Regions from separate parts of the Homo sapiens genome. Here region 2 is linked to region 1. A link is an interaction called in ENCODE POLR2A ChIA-PET data of the cell type or tissue named here. Cell type or tissue: IMR-90. All regions are shown on one strand. Each heading gives the region's core, and the rest is flanking DNA. Links, peaks and the distances in the headings are about the cores only.

The links. Peaks named below come from ENCODE experiments on the same cell type or tissue, not always from the same donor. Only the 100,000 strongest peaks of a DNase experiment are listed, where the experiment ranks them.
Region 2: POLR2A ChIA-PET joins it to region 1 with 6 read pairs; 1 of 35 experiments calls an interaction of 5 or more read pairs at or near these places.

What each region holds. Positions count from the first base shown.
Region 1 is chr7:115,650,633-115,659,138 of GRCh38, forward strand. No RefSeq gene overlaps it. Among named protein-coding and RNA genes, the nearest start is that of SNORA25B, 73 kb to the left of the region's middle. In IMR-90, for the core only: no CTCF peak of the experiment used is centred there; a DNase peak (open chromatin) is centred at 4,499.
Region 2 is chr7:115,337,849-115,346,354 of GRCh38, forward strand. No RefSeq gene overlaps it. Among named protein-coding and RNA genes, the nearest start is that of LINC01392, 110 kb to the left of the region's middle. In IMR-90, for the core only: no CTCF peak of the experiment used is centred there; a DNase peak (open chromatin) is centred at 3,303.

The DNA.
Region 1 (8,506 bases), core at 2,584-6,583:
ACTTTGGGAGGCCGAGACGGGCGGATCACGAGGTCAGGAGATCGAGACCATCCTGGCTAACACGGTGAAACCCCGTCTCTACTGAAAATACAAAAAATTAGCCGGGCGAGGTGGCGGGCGCCTGTAGTCCCAGCTACTCGGGAGGCTGAGGCAGGAGAATGGCGTGAACCCCAGGGGGCGGAGGCTGCAGTGAGCCGAGATTGCGCCACTGCACTCCAGCCTGGGCGACAGCGAGACTCCGTCTCAAAAAAAAAAAAAAAAAAAAAAAAAAAAGAAATAGGATTTTCTTTGACTGGGTGAGTTCTTTGGATATTTTTTTGTCGTGGAGAATTTGTATAATGTAATGACTCTGAAGGGGGGCAACCCGTAAAGATGAAATTGATCTGTATAATCTACATAATAGAGTGAGTGGGTAGGAAGTTACTGTTACAGCTGCATTGGGCTGGATGGTGCGCCAGTCAAAACTTAGAGACAGAAAGGTTTCTCTTCCTTCCTTCCTTCCTTCCTTCCTTCCTTCCTTCCTTCCTTCCTTCCTTCCTTCCTTCCTTTCTTTCTTTCTTTCTTTCTTTCTTTCTTTCTTTCTTTCTTTCTTTCTTCTTTTTTTTGACACAGTCTCACTCTGTCACCCAGGCTGGAGTGCAGTGGCACTATCTCATCTCACTGCAACCTCTGCCTCCCGGGTTCAAGCAATTCTTCTGCCTCAGCCTCCCAAGTAGCTGGGACTACAGGTGCAAGCCACCACAGCCAGCTAATTTTTGCATTTTTTGTGGAGACAGGGTTTCACCATATTGGCCAGGCTGGTCTCTAACTCCTGACCTTGTGATCTGTCTGCCTCGGCCTCCCAAAGTGCTGGGATTACAGGCATGAGCCACCACACCCGGCCAATAGAAAGGTTTCTGAGAGCAGTTGGCATACCTGTGAAGTAAATTAATAGGGGAAGCAACAAGGAGAGAAAATTTTCTATACCTTTACCAAATGTCAATAATTCATTTTTCCCTTTGCCATTTGGAGACACAGAATGAAGATTTTAAATAATTATTTTTAGGTTTTTGGTTATTGGATCCTTTCCCTTTATACAGCATTATGCCAAGACTGAAGCTTTAGTCAGGTTAGATTTGTTTAAGATATCTTTTTTCTTTAGTTCTTAATTAAAAAAAAATGAAACCTGAAGCGAGAAGGCTTTTTGGCCCTCCATCAATATGAATATATTTTCTACAATAATAGCTTCATTAAGAGCTAACACCTGAATAGAGAATCATTAAAAGACAGTCAGCCACAGTGAAAGCTAGAGAAGGTATTATGAAAAAAGACTGCCTGCTCTTTAGTTTGTCTTCTTTCTCATTTTTTTGGGGGGCCCAGTTATTTATATCAGCTATTATGGAAACAAAAAATGAAGTATTCTGTCAGCAATTCAAAGTAACAATCTTTTACCATTTGATATTAATCTTGAAGATAGTCCATAATCTTCCCACCCGTGTTAGAATAAATGAGACTTTCAGCCCATTTTAATGCTGAATAAAGCAAGATTTTAAAAAGTAGACTAAATCATATGAGTGATATTAGTGTAAACCTTGGAATTTGAAACTCAACGTTGTCTCTGAACTCATGGAAAATTTAACCTCCTGTTAATAACATTTAATTGACAACTCTGTAACACTATTATGAGTATGTGTGTGCAATTATATTTAATCTACTATTAAATTCTAACTTATGAATACAGAAGTAACCCCTATTTGAAATGTTAATGATGCTGTTTGTGATATATTATGATATATATGGTTCTGAAAAGTTAAATAAGTGTCATTCAAGATGTCACACATAAATATAGAAATGAATCTAAATGTACAGTGTTTTTTATCACAAACTAAATTACAAATATATTAAAAGCAGATTTTTAAATATTGCCTTCTAGAATAAAATATGCATATATTACCTGTGTTTACTATTGTTCCAGGTATATGAATTAATAATTATAAGACACACAGTATCTGGTTATTTGTACTATGTAACAGAAACCTGCCATATTAATTGTTTCTTTTAGAAATACAGATAATTGTAATCCAGTGATTGCCTTTGTTCCAAGCAATGGATTTTAATTACATTTAGAAAATGTAATTAATAATAATTATATTATTACAACTGCACAATATTAATTACAATTACATTATAATAAAGAACTCTAATTCCATTTGGAAAAAATAGAAGTGGTTTTGAAGCTCAAGGCATTCTTTCAAATTCTGTTTTTTTTAATTATTGCTATTCTTTTTAGAATAAGTATTTTCTCTTTTTACCAGTTTGACCTCATGATGCCCTGAGTATATTGTATTTTTGAATCAGTATTCAGCCTGAACAGATAAAAGAATAATTAAATCAGTCATAAAACCAGTTTGGATAAGTTATTTTTTGCATGATTGTTAAAAGGTGGGAAGGGTTACTGTTAAAAATTTTTGAATTGATGTATTTGATTGAATTGGCCAATTACAATAGTGCAGGTGACAGACAATGTTTTGGTCTCCAAGTATAGTAAAAGTAAGTCAATTTATTTGACAATGGGATCTAAGTTCTTAGGACACTATTTTCATGAATCAGTTTGATTTTGGATTGTGTTTGAGGTTTTCTCCAGATTTATAACTTATAAATCAAAATTAAAATCTTTGGGGACAGTTGCTTTTTGGCCTTTGGCTAAGATCAAGTGTAAAATCTTTGGGGATAAATTTTTTAAAACCCGTATAAGAGATATATGCTAATTTTCACCCAATCTCTGGAATGTTTAGTTAGTTCTGTGTCACCCTTAGTTCTTAAAACTGTTTCACAGAATATCCAGATACCAGATTATCATTTTCTGATAGCTTATTTATAGTTCTCTAAACTCATAGAAATCACCCATATGATTTTGTCTACTTTTTAAAATCTCGCTTTATTCAGCATTAAAATGGGCTGAAAGTTTCATTTATTCTAACATGGGTGGGAAGGTTATGGACTATGAGTTCTAACTATTGGAAGTATCCTTGGACTCCAGCAAGGAATGGAGTAATACTGCGTTAGAAAAAGTAAAAGGACTTTGCCTTTATGCTTGTCAATCTCTGTCTTGGTGTTGTAACGAGAGTTCTTCGTGGCACAGAAGCCAGATGTGCATGCTAACTATCCCGCCAGGTTATGGGACAGTACTAATATGTACCCAAGAAACTTCTAAACTAACAACAACAAAAAAAAAAACTTATACAAAAGTGAAAAAATTAATAATACTTTGATTTAGTAGTGATTTGCTTGTTTGTTTGTTTGTTTGTTTGTCTGTTTGTTTTTGCGATGGAGTCTCACTCTGTTGCCAGGCTGGAGTGCATGGAGTACAGTGGCGCAATCTCAGCTCACTGCAACCTCCCCCTCCCAGGTTCAAGTGATTCTCCTGCCTCAGCCTCCCAAGTAACTGGGACTACAGGCGCATGCTACCATGCCCAGCTAATTTTTGTATTTTTAGTAGAGATTGGGTTTCACCATGTTGGCCAGGATGGTCTCGATCTCTTGACCTCATGATCCGCCCGCCTTGGCCTCCCAAAGTGCTGGGATTACAGGTGTGAGCCACCGTGCCCGGCCGTGATTTACATTTTTAACTAGTACTCTAGTTGATCATGAGACATGAAGTTCCTTGATTGTACTTCCAGAATTACTGATCAAAGTGTTAAAGCTGTCAGAATAAACTAGAATAAATGAAGATGTAATAGAAGAGAGAAACATGATATCAAAACATACCCTTATAGAAAAAGTATTTAGGTATATATAAAAATTCAGATTTTGAGACAAGAATAACCAAATGTTGAGGATTCCAGGGTTTCTCTTTGTTAATTGGATTTATAACCACCAAGATATCACCTTAGATTCTTATGAGAGGAAAGATATTTCAGAAATTTGAGATATGTATTGACTAGAAACCAGTTTGTCTCAACAGTGACACAGGTAGTCATATGATCTGAACATATTTCAAATACTCTTTTGACTTTAGCACTATTGTTACAGAACTTTCTTGTTTTGCTAAGAAATGAATAAGTCAACCAATACTGGGATATGAAGATGTTGATTAAAACATAGTGTATGTACAAGAAAATGATCCGGCTGTGATTATGTGGGCTCCACTGATTGCCAAGGTTGTTGGCCAATTTTAACTAGCTAGACAGATGCCCTCTTTATCCACACTGCCCTCTTAGGAAAATTTTCTGAGTTAAACTTCAGAGAGAGTTAATCTCTAACAATCAGGTAAATGATTAGTAAAATGTTTAATATTTGACCAAAAAGGAGTAAGTCGTTAGGTATCTCTATTAGATTTCTTGGGCAGAAGTGGCTGCATAATTTGTAGGGCCTAGTGTAAAATGAAAATGCAGGGTTTCTTATTCATCAATTTTAAGAATTTTAAGAGTACAGTAAGAGCAGAAGATAGAACCAAGTACAAAGCCCTTCTGAGTGGGGGTTCTCTCTGCTATTACATGTGTCACACACCCTGCCTCCAAGTGTCTCTGAGTCATGAATATAGAGAATTCTTGGGGTTTTGGAAAGATGGCTCAGTTACTATGTTAAAAAATAGTGATATAGATGAAGATGATGCATCCAAGATCCAATTGGGGAAGTAATGATAATTATGTGGTTACATACATACTCTGATGGCTAGTGACATGTTACATATATTTACTGTGTAAGGGGAATGTTGGGTGGTTTAATAGATACAGTTAATTGAAATGATCCTGCATAGTCTGTAGCATGCACTCTGACTAGTTTCTACAACTAATTTAGAATTCAGCAGAATAATGTGAAGTCTTTTACTACTTAATTAAACTTCTGTAATGCCTGTTTTACCAAGATGAATAAAATACATAAATTGCATGAGGTGACATCTAATGCACACAAAAAAGAGAAATGTAAAAATCAGAACAGTGGGTACATTAAACTGATTCTTAATAATTGAAACCAATTTAATCATTTGAGATTATTTTATTCTAGCTGACGTAATACTGTAGCAGTTATATTCTAATTATAACCTGTTTCATTTTACTCTGCCTTTCTAGTTAATTATTACAGTCAATTTGTAAAATGACATGGTTCTACATTTGCATAGGTCACTATTAAATAAATGAATAGCTGAAATTACTCTAACATTGAAGTGTCAACTTTGGTAGAAGTCAAGAGGACTTCAAGTGTTCTTCTAACACCCCTTAATGTGTTAATGACCACTATTAAACTGCAATTAAAAGGCCAGGAAAAATGCATGAAACAGTTAATAGAAAAATAGCACAGACACAATTAAAACGATTCTGGATTTTTTTTTTTTTTTGACGGATAGAAAATAAAGTGATATTCTGTAAAAAGTGTAGTGTGAATCTTTTTCCAACTCAAGGCAGAGTTGACAGTTTAATGATAACAAATCATAGGCTGCCTTTTTTGGGAGCATCGAATGTCAGCTTAAAATTAACATCAGTAGTAAACAAGACAATGTGGTGATTTTACCTTGTATTTAAATTACTACTTACTATGGTACTAAATAATAGCTGTAAATAACTTGGTGTCCAGATTACTGATATATAGTGTATCTTTGTGAAAAAAAGAGGGACAGTATTGAAAGATATGTTTAAGATTTTGTCATTCTAAATAAAGGATAAACGTACATCTTCACTGTGCAGTCTTGTTAGAGTTGCCTGTGAAATCTTTTGCTGAATTGGTTATACATTGAAACCCTAACACTATTATTAGAGTGCTTCATTCACCAAAGTAATGAGTTATGATGATCAGCACAAGCTATATTCCAAGTATTAGGGATTTTGTTTTATTCAAGAATACACCAGAAAAATTCTTTTAAAATCTTAATTAAAATTATACATGACCATTTAACTTGCAAAAATATTTCAAAACCTTAAGGGTAAATGCTTTTACAAAGGATACTTTTACAAAGTATAATTTTGGTTAAGTTTTCACCAATTTACCCAGAGTTTTTTCTTCTTGCTCTGGAGTCTTCACAATTGTGAAATTCATCTAGAAATTTCTTATCAGATGCTTTTTACTGAGTACCAGACATGGATGCACCAAATGTTTGTGTTAAAGACTGCCTTTGTACATTGACCTATGAGTATGATGGCTAACTATAGTTGGGAATACCAAAGAACAAAGAAGCCAGGCACCATAACAGTTACCAGGGTATTTATGTCTTTTTTCCATGGGTACATTAATACCACAACCATAACTAGATTTTTGCTTTGAAGTATCTATGTTGTCTTGCTTCTACACTTAAATTTGTATATAAAATTGATTATAATTCAGGTAGGCATATGTTCATTATAAATTCACGTCTAATAGTGGGTCCTTGATAATGGCAACCTAGTCGGTTCTGATTATTGTTCTTGATGATTGGTGAAATATGACGTTAGTGGTATGCTTTGAGTGTATAATATTTATATACTTTTAATATCAACTACATAAAAACATCACTTGATCCATGTCTAAAATCTAACCAGTGGGGAAAATTGCACAAAGTACTCAGTATCATAGAAATACTTTATAGTAGCCTAAGAGAGAAATAAAATATCAATTTTATTATTGCAGCCCAAAGTTAGAAGTTCTTTAGAGGCACCAAGATCAGGTTCTGCATTGGGGAGCACAGTCAATACGCCATTGTATAGGTTCCTTCTATGCCTGATCACCAGAAGTGGTTAGAAGAACATTTATCAATAGCATGTCACTCAGTATATGAATTAAACATTTGGGAGTGAATATTTCAAGTGTTACAACCCCCTCTTTTAAGAGGTCATGGGAAAATGGATTGGGGTAATTATCGCCTAGTCCCAGAGGGTATTTTAAAAAGAAAATTTATTTTTAGTTTACATTACTATTTCAATATCCACTACATAAATTCTGTTGTCTCTTATTCTTAAAAAATTTTATTGACAATTCCTTTTTAAAAATTTATTTTCTTACATTATAAGCTACCCTTAACAGTAAGGCATTTTTCTTGTAATTTTTGTCAAAAAAATAAAAGGAGAAAGAACCATGTAGTAGTTATGTCTATGATTACAACCTGGCACATTTGAATCGGTGAAATAGAAGTGCCTATTTGAATGTCAGTCTCTCCATGTACATAAAATGGCAACTGCAATAAAGTTATGCTATTTTCTGTGTCTCCATCTCAGAAGCTTTTTTCAAAGTTGTTTAACCAATTCCATAAATGGCTCTCAGTTCTATGTGTCATATTTTGCATTCACAAAGTGAAGATAGACGTAACTGTTACTTAGATACCTTTTTTTTTTGTAATGCATGTACTAGATCATAACAAAAAAAGGAGATCCAGGAGGTAGTGGTCACATTGCAGGTTCCCTGAGTGTTCCTTATGGAAGAGGTGATAGAGGAAAGGGGACATGATTCCTTCCTCATGCTTAGAACTTAAGAACCAAAAACATAACACATATGGGGAAAGCATCAATTAAAGCCATTATAGAAACATTAGCTAACAATCCAGATAAACAGGGAAAGTTCTAATAAATCTGACACTTTTCAGGACAAATTATGACCATCGCATAACTCCATCCACAGCAACATTATTTGTGCTGCACACAATTACTGTAGTTAAAATGTGAATTCCGCTAGGCTTAAAACATAGTTCTAAAAGTGTTGGGGCAAGGGAAAAAGTATGCCATCAAATTGTCTCTATTCCAAAAGAAAAGAAAGTCTTCTCTGTAATGTGGGAAAGGTGTGGAGTTTGTGATGTGGAATACAAGGCAAAGGGTTGCTCCAATCTATGACCTTTGCGCTGCTTGTAGAAAAACAGATCATGGTCTGACTGTAAACATGGATGATAGTAGTATCTGGACTTTTTTGTACCAATTGGAATAGTCAGACCTCATCAGATAAGTAGGGTCAGGTTTGAGAAATCAAAGGCGAAACAAAAGCAGAAAAGAAGCACTCAGATCAACATAGAGGAAATAAGAATCAGGATGGTAAACCAACACCAGAAAAGCCAGAAGTGCCATTCCTCAGAGTCCATCATTATATTACAGAGGGTGGCAGGAGCACTGAAGTATCTAATCCCCCAGCCCTGCCCCACCCGGAGTCTTTCTTACACCTAACCATGCCTTGAAAAAAAAAAAAAAGACTCTCTCAGTACTGCACCTCACACCCAACATGGTTTTGTTTATCCTAGAAATATCCCAGACTTTGTACCACCACAGGACTAAGGCAACAAATCCGTGCCTGTATTAAAAGTCTGCAGGGACAAACAACAAGCTACCTGAAAGAAAAAATAGCCAAGAAGGCAATCACATTTATAACAGCTACAAAGGAGATAAAATACCTGGAAATAAATTTAACCAAGGATGTGAAAGACCTCTACGAGAAACACTGCAAGAGATGGATAAAAGAAATTGAAGAGGATACAAACAACTGGAAAGACATCCCATGATCCTGGATCAGAAGAATATTGTTAAAATGACCATACTGCCCAAAGCAGTCTACAGATGGAATGCAATCTCTATTAAAA
Region 2 (8,506 bases), core at 1,731-5,730, 310 kb before region 1:
AAGCAGGATTGACTTTGAAATAAAACCCAACATGTTTTCCAGTTGATTTTGATTTAAAGGAGGCCTTTCGTAGAGTGCCTCAGGGTATGCTGGCTATGGCTATTTATCTTTATCCGGGGTAGTTTATGTATTTTAAGAAAATGATGAATGGAAGCTTTAAAAAAACTCATTATGGTAATTGATTATTATAGAAAAACCTTGGGAACTTTACAAAAGAGAACTGTATTCTCTTGGTATCTTAGCTTTAAACCAGACGTGTAATTAGAAGAATCTATAAACATTTGTCACAGTAAGAGAAGCCTGGTCACTAAGTTTGGAGGGAAACTCTGGAGTCACTTTATTGTACTGCACTGAGATGACACACAGTAGTGGTTGTTACATATAACAGGAGATTAATATGCCCTGTGAAATAAAAGACCACCCGCGTGGAACCAACGTAAAAAGTAGTGATAGAAAAACTTGGTTCATTTCTTTAGAAAGGTTGAATGTTATTCTTTCCTTATAGTGTCTCAACATCTGTGAACAGAAAAAAATGTTAGTTAAAATGCCATTGCCATTTAAACAATTACTGTTTACTGTTGTTTTCTATTTTCTTAAAACTTAAAGAAATAAAACCATGAACTGAGAACATTATATAAATATACCCGTGCTTACACACTGTCCCCACATACACCCACCTACCCCATCACACAATTACCTACATTCTTATTCCTAAGAAAGTCGGAATCTAAACACCATCTATGGGGAGATACCAGTTGTTGATTTTTTTCTTACACAGAACAGTGTTCATATCACTGAAGATTAAGAAATGACTATGGAGAAGGCCAAATTTGTTCAGCATTAGAAAATAAGAAATGCAGTTTTCTTACAATGGTTGGGATGATGATATGTAATAATATAGTACTCTGCAATTTTTACTCTTTAAGACTTCATAAGGGGAGTTGAAGAACATATCTTCATTTTTCTAGCCATCTTGAACCAATGCGACTCCTCCTAAATGGAAGCAACCTGGGTCTCACTCAATCCTGTCCTCAGCCACTGGAGGAAAATTCTTTCAAAACCCCTTCAGGGCCTCCCATTTATAAGACTTAAAACTTGTCATCACCACATGCTGCTATAACTCCGCCAGGTAGGCGGCATATGGGCTCCTGCAAATCTCATCTCTAACCATCTGTGTAGAACTCTCTCCAATGTGCGTTTTCTCCTGGATCTAAAAAAACAACTCAAGTTACAGCCCTGAGAGCCTTATGCCTCCTAGAAAATTCTGGTCACGTGGTTAGATTTAGAGTAGAGAATTCTGGAATCCAAGTAATCTTCTCCCAAGGTGAAAGTTCAGAATGTGAGGGACTGGTACTATATCCTCCAATACACATGAAAAATATCATGGATAGGTAGAATTGCCTTCAACAGATGCCAGGAGAACTTCTCAGGGACATGCCCTACCGAGTGCAGAGCAATAAGACTGGGGCTAACATCATCAGGAACTGTAAACAATTCAGTTTCTTCAAACTACCAGCTTCAGGGAAAAATCATCACAACCATGTTCCTTAAATCTGTCATCTTTGGCTACCTTTTCAAGTGCAAACCTCCTGGCTAGCTATCATATAATGTACTGATAAAACCCCTCCTACAACTGTTTAATTCCTTATTATTTTTTTTCCTTTTACTACTGACCTCCTTCCAGTGACTATTTTCTATGGACCTTTCTGAAATTATTAGTTCATTAAAACCAAACTCTCCTATCTCTCATTCCTCTTCCTGCCATCCATCTATGTCTTTTATTTTAAATCAAACACTGGCTGTAAATCAAGGACACTACGTTCTCTGAAGCCTTCTTAAGCATAGACTGATCATTGCCTCAAAACCTACAGCTTATGGGTTTTGTGTATGGTAAAGGCAATGTCTTAGCTTGATGATGTTTATCTATCCTGTTACTACTCAAGAATGCTCCAACCTTCACAGGTTCTGTGAATTTTGATTAATGTACATAATTTGCATTTGCTATTGTTGAGTTTTTTTGTGTGCTTGTTTTAAATAGAATATTTTGTGAGACTTTTGAGAGCAATCAGGCATTTGGGATTGGAGCAGGGTACAACTTTCAAACATTCATACCATTAATATTTGTTAAGTACTTGTTATACTTGAGATGATGTTGTAGGTATTGGGAATCTATTGGAAACAAAACAGAAAAATCTCTGCCCTCATGGAGCTTATATTCTGATCAACTTGCTGGGAAGTCAGCCTGACATCAGTGTCCCCTTCCTTCCTGCCTCATTCACAGAGACTTAGGAATGTCCAGGGCAATAAAAGGTTATGCTTTTGTGCACAGTTCTGAAGGACGATCAAGGGAACATTCTCTGCTTTTGGATGCTTTCATTAGTAGTATGAGACACCCCTGTGCCGTAGGATGGTTATATTGCTTTAATTTCATTCTCTTCAAGTTTGATGCCAAAAGTTTTACATTTCTAGAATGGTCCAAGAACATACAAAAAGTTGACAGCCACTGCTCCAGCTCTTTTTTTTTTTTGTACTTTGTATTAGTTTGTTTTCACATTGCTGATAAAGACATACTTGAGGAGACTGGGCAATTTACAAAAGAAATGTTTATTGGACTTACAGTTCCATGAGGCCTCACAATCATAGCGGAAGGTGAAAGGCAAGGAGGAGCAAGTCACATCTTGCATGGATGGCAGCAGCTAAAAGAGACCTTGTGCAGGGAACTCCCATTTTTAAAATCATCAGACCTTGTGAGACTCATTCATTATCATGACAACAGCACAGGAAAGACCCACCCTCATAATTCAATCACCTTCCACTGGGTTCTTCCCATGACAAGTGGGAATTGTAGGAATTATAATTCAAGATGAGATTTGGGTTGAGACACAGCCAAACCATATCATACTTCATCATTACATTTTCAAAAACCTATTCTTTCTTTGTGGTTGATAGCATAAATATACATCTCAGCTTGAAAGAGACATCCTAAGAGGCAGGTGAGAGCAATGCTTGGGAGTATGAACTTTGAAGTCAAACAGCTGTGCGATGTTCAGCAAGGGAGTTAACTTCTCTAGACCTCAGTTTACTTATCTTTAAAGGGAATGTAATACCACTTCCTTCCTCCAGGGTTGTAGTGAAGTTTGAACGAGTTAGTACATATTTCAGTGCTAAGAAATCTGTGCATCAGAGGCCCTCAATAAAGTGCTAAAAAGTCTCGATTTTTCCCCTCTTCCAGCTCTGCTTCTCCTCGGTCTTTATGAAAGGCAGCACAATGAACTCAGTTGCTCAGGCCAGAAACCTATGAGTCATGCTTGACTCAACACTTTGCTCAGACATGACTTCCAATCCTTCAGCAAGACTTGTTCCATCTCTGAGTACTTCTCCCATTACTACCACCGACTATTGTTTCCCATCTAGGATTTCTGCAATTGCTTTGTAGCTGCTCTTCCTGCTCTTATAATTCATTAGGCGTATAGAATTCAGAGCAATATTTTAAAAATATAAGTTAAAATTACATCATTCATTCTCTTCTTTAAAACATTACAATGCTGTCCAGTGACAATCAGAATAAAATCCCAAGTCTTTGTTACAGCTTCCTTTCTTCCATAATTCATCTTTAGAAATTCTTAAATCAAGGATCTATAGGTGGTAAATAGTCTTATTCTGCAGATCTACTCTTTAAATTTTTCATTCTCAAATTTCATTATGATGTATATTTATTTTCATCTATATTCCTTATGACTTACATTTCTCAAGTATGAGGAGTCCTTTTTAATTGGGTAAAAACTTCTGTCATTGCCTCAGAATAAGGATAATGTCAATATCTGCTATTTTCTCCTTCAAGAAGTACATTTATGTTTACACTGCACTTCAATTTGCACCCCTATGTTTTAACTTCTCCTTGAATTTTTCTATCTTTTTATTTCTCAGTGCTGCATTCTGAGAAATGTGCTCAGTAATATTTTCGTATATAATTTATCTCCTTGTGTCCAGTCTGTTGTTAATGTATGCATTGAATTTTCAAGTCGCTATGTTTGTTTTTTCCAAAAATTTGAGTTGATTATTTAAAACATCTGTGTGTTCTATGTAGGTAGTCTTAATCCTTTCTTGTGGTTTGATTACTTTTAGGACTTCATTTATGTTATACTAATTTTTATAGCATTTTCCTAGTAGTTATATTAAGTTGTTTGGAGTCTAATTCTACTGTGGGTGACGTCTACTGTTGTACTCTCAGATGTTTTGTAATTTCAGGTTGTGAGTGTATATTCAATGGAGTATTCATGAAGTGAAGCCATGTTTTTCCAAAAGGTAATTTGGTTGCTTCTGCTAGCTATACTAGGGTTTCAGCAGGGCCCTCGTGCAATTTTTATGTAAATGTTTAAGCTTAGGGATTTGGATACCATGCAGGTAATATAAAATCTATCTCCACAGTCATGAGAGATACAGTTCTATGATAACATTCTCAGGGAAATATTTTTGTTTCATTCAAGCCCGGTTTGAAATAGAGAATTCTTGTGGTCTCCTTGTGTTGATTTTTTTCCCCCAATTCACCATTTTATTAGGCATGTAGACTTTTGGGATTTAGTGCAAGGGGTCTTGATCATCATATTTTAACTTTTGCAAGCCTAAGGTTTTGTTGCTGTCCTTTTCTGAACATTAAAAGTCAAGCCTCTGGATTACCTTGTGCAAAATATCCTCCAAAAACAGCCACATTATCAATTCTAATTTGCTGTTTCTTCTCATTTTTGGTTCTTGGTGATTTTCTTTTTTTAAATTTTAATCTTTTCAGCCATGGATTTTTGTTCATTTGATTCTTTGCTTGCAAAGGTCTTTCCAACGTTTACAGGTATTTGGTAATGGAAGTGATTGTATGGCATGTCGTATTTCAAAAGTTTGAATTCGATTGTTTACAGATGTTCTTTCTCCCACTTACCATATCTACTCCACTCATTTTAAATTAGCATTTCACTCATTTTATACCCCATCTGATATTAGAAGTTAGTCAAATTTTTGTCAAGCCCTACATATTTCTCCATCTGTGCTATTCTACATATCAAAAAATTATTCTCTTGCTTTTCTTTTTTTCTTTTTATCATATTATTTATAAAATCAGAAGTAAAAGATAAATACAAGATGATTTGTACCTTATTCAGAAAAGGCTAATGTTTTCACTTTTACTTGCTGTTATTTGTGACTTTCATTGAATCAATAATTAATCCAAATTTTATCATTTCAAATGGTATATGAACTGAAGTCTTTTTTATTTTTTAATGTTTCATTATGGGAAATTCTACACGTATACACAAGTAAAGCTGGAGTCTTCATGGCTATTCTTATGTTTGTCTTGAAGTCAAAATAAAATAAACTTAAGGTTGAGATTTCATAAGTTTATAATCTAAACTGTTTCACATGTTCTAGTTCATAAATCTTTACCTTAGATTTAAAAAAGAACAGGAAGACTAATCTGTTTACAGTGAAATTTCTTGAGGACAAGAATTTATCTTTCATTAGAGCAACTAATGAGATTCTGACATCATACCGGCTCTCGAAGATAATTTTACACTTAAACTAGCTTGTTTGGTATTAAATGCTGGTCTTATTGAGCTCAAGCTATGTCAGGATCCAGAGCTATAGACTATCTTTCTCATGTTAGGTTTTAGGCTTGATTTGGGACTCTCTCCCACTACCCTCACGCTCGATTTTCCCTTTACTTATAACATTGTATGATATTATTTTTCAAGCTTACATATTTTGGAGAATTTCTGTTCAGTCTTCCCACAAAAGAAGCTAAAAACTGTTGTTTTCAATGCTCAAATCTATATTAAGCACTTATTACAATAAAGAGATATATTTTCAATTCCCGTTCACATACGTGATTATGTTTGCTTCTGACAACCGTATGTGAAGTTAACAGACCAGGAATTCTCCCATTTCACTGGATGAGAAAACTGATGCTCATGGGGATCAGGTAACTTGGGAAAGTTCTCAGGGTTTTTAAAGGCACATCTGATAATTAGACCTAGACATTCTGACTCTAGTTCCAATGTTCCTCTCATTTATTTTTCTCAATGCTGTTTTCTTTTGTATAAGCCACTGAGGCTTATGCACTGTGAGCAAGATAAATAAGAGACTCCTTTTGTTAAAAGGAGTTCACTATCTAATTGTGAGATATAGATTGGACTGATTAAGATTTAAATAACTATGTGTCAAGTAATACAGGACACGATGAGTATTAAATCTGCAATACACAGTGAGTGCTTGCTTATGCAAATAAGTGAAATCAAGAGATAATCAGAAAATGTCTCATAACAGAGGTGGGAATGGGGCTGAGCATTGCAGACGAGTTTGGGGTGCTCAAGAAGGACAGGGGGTTGAATAATAGGGAAGTTGGGAGAGACTAATGTGCAGAACCTGGAGGTACAGGAATACTTAGGTAAAAATGAACCTCTGTGATTACAGTAGAAAGATTGATGGCAAATAATACCTAATTGTATGCCATCAGTTCTGCTTCCATGTTTGCACACAGTTCCTGGAGAACTAACTGATATTACCTGAATGGTAATTGTGTACATGGATATCTTATCCTGAACAATCTATCTAATAATTGAACCCACAAATTTGAAATAACAGAAATAAATGTGAGGCTATGATCAGGTGTAAAAAAGCTCCTTGTTTACTTAGAAAGAGTACAGAAACGGTTACATTTTCATAGTACCTATTATCTGTAAGAGTGTTGATTTCTTTATGCACTGAGAAAACCAGTGGCATTTGGTATTCGCTAAGAAGAAAAGGGGCCTTTTACAATTCCAAATCTGCACACTAGATTATCATGTTAGACAGCTCTCAGGGATCCTGTGCATAATCAGCAGGTGATCACTTCCATTTTCGAGGCACCAAAGTCAGAAGAAATACACTTTTGCAAATACATTTGGAGTCATAATTAAACTCCTGTTGCCACAATAGGCTGTGCCTATTTCATATCACATACATGTGATTAATTCAAAGAAATGAAAAATGTCAACATACAAGTCAAAACTCACACTTACAGCTTTTTGCTATTCTGAGATGACATCTGAAAATGAGCAGTTTGGAGTAAGAATTTTTCCATTAACATTGCTGATCAGCATGTGCTATCAATTCTCCATTGATGTCAATTATTAGCAGTTGCTATGAGTTTTCCATTAATTTTAATGATTGACAGTGGCTAAAAATTTGCGTGCTTTCTATGACTGCTATTTGCTGCAAACTCTCCTCCTAATACTTTGGTCATTCTTTGCTATGATTTTGCCTTCGGCTCTCTATTTGCCATTATTGTATTCTGAATTTTAATGGTTGGCTAGAACTAATTTTTTGCCAAAAAAAAAATGCTAAACAGTATTCAACATTTTCTATGAAGTCTTCACTTTTTTTAACTTATAAATGTATTTAAATTTAAGTTAAATCAATTAGAACATATAAAACAAAGGATTTCTAAACACTGGACACATGTGTAATGGAAGACATCTAATAAACCACAAGGTTTCAGTCCTATAGCATTTTTGGTGAGCGGAATTCCAGCCCTAGATTAATTTAAAAATGTTTATTTATTAGGCATTGGCTACAGGGCAATAGTTCATGATCAATAGGTTGTGGGAAAGAATGTTATATATTTTTCTTTTTTTTTAAATTTTTGGGGTTCATTTGCCAGGAGTAGGCTATTGAATTGGGGTGGGAGTGAAAGATAAAAAATCTTTTCTGGGACTGGTTAGATTTTCTTTTAATTTATTTTATTGTATATATTTATGGTGTACAATGTGTTTTGATATGCTTCTACCAGAATACAAGGAACTCTAGGAAAAGGTAATTTAAGATTATACCCATCATTCTTAATTTCTAACTGCCATCATTTCTGCCCCAAATAGTCTTCTCTACCACCATAGAGTACATCTCTATTTCTGTCCTTAGCATGCACACCCCAGCCACCCCACAGACTCTTCTGTATCCTCTTTACTGCAAGTCCAGTTCTGAATAGGCTTTGGGTTCTTCTCTTCTCCATGGTGAAACAAGATATTTTGTTTTTGTTTTTTTGTTTTGGTGGTGGTATGTTATCTGACAGTTGTAGAAGGTGTCAACTGGCTGATTTTCTGGGAGGCAAAATAGGGAAAGTTATTTTTTTTCCTTTTGGTCTCTGAGAGGTATTTCTGGCACTGAGTTTATTTTCACATGTTTGTGGAAGAAATAACCTCTTTCTTCTGCCCATCTGACTTTGGTTCTTGGAGAGAAGGAGTAGGGTGTTAGGACTGAGGGGCTTGGAGATGTGTCGTTAAAAATACTGAATCTTGGTTTAAATATTATAAACTTCTGAAATCTGAACTGGGGTAAGAAGAGGCTCAGGATTGTGGTTAATTGTAATTTTTGTTTAAAAATAACATTATTACTTGAAAAATATTATTTGCAAAACAGAAAATATTTTGGCTATGTTACTGTCATTTACATCTGTAAACACATTTATATACTTTTAAGCAGTTCT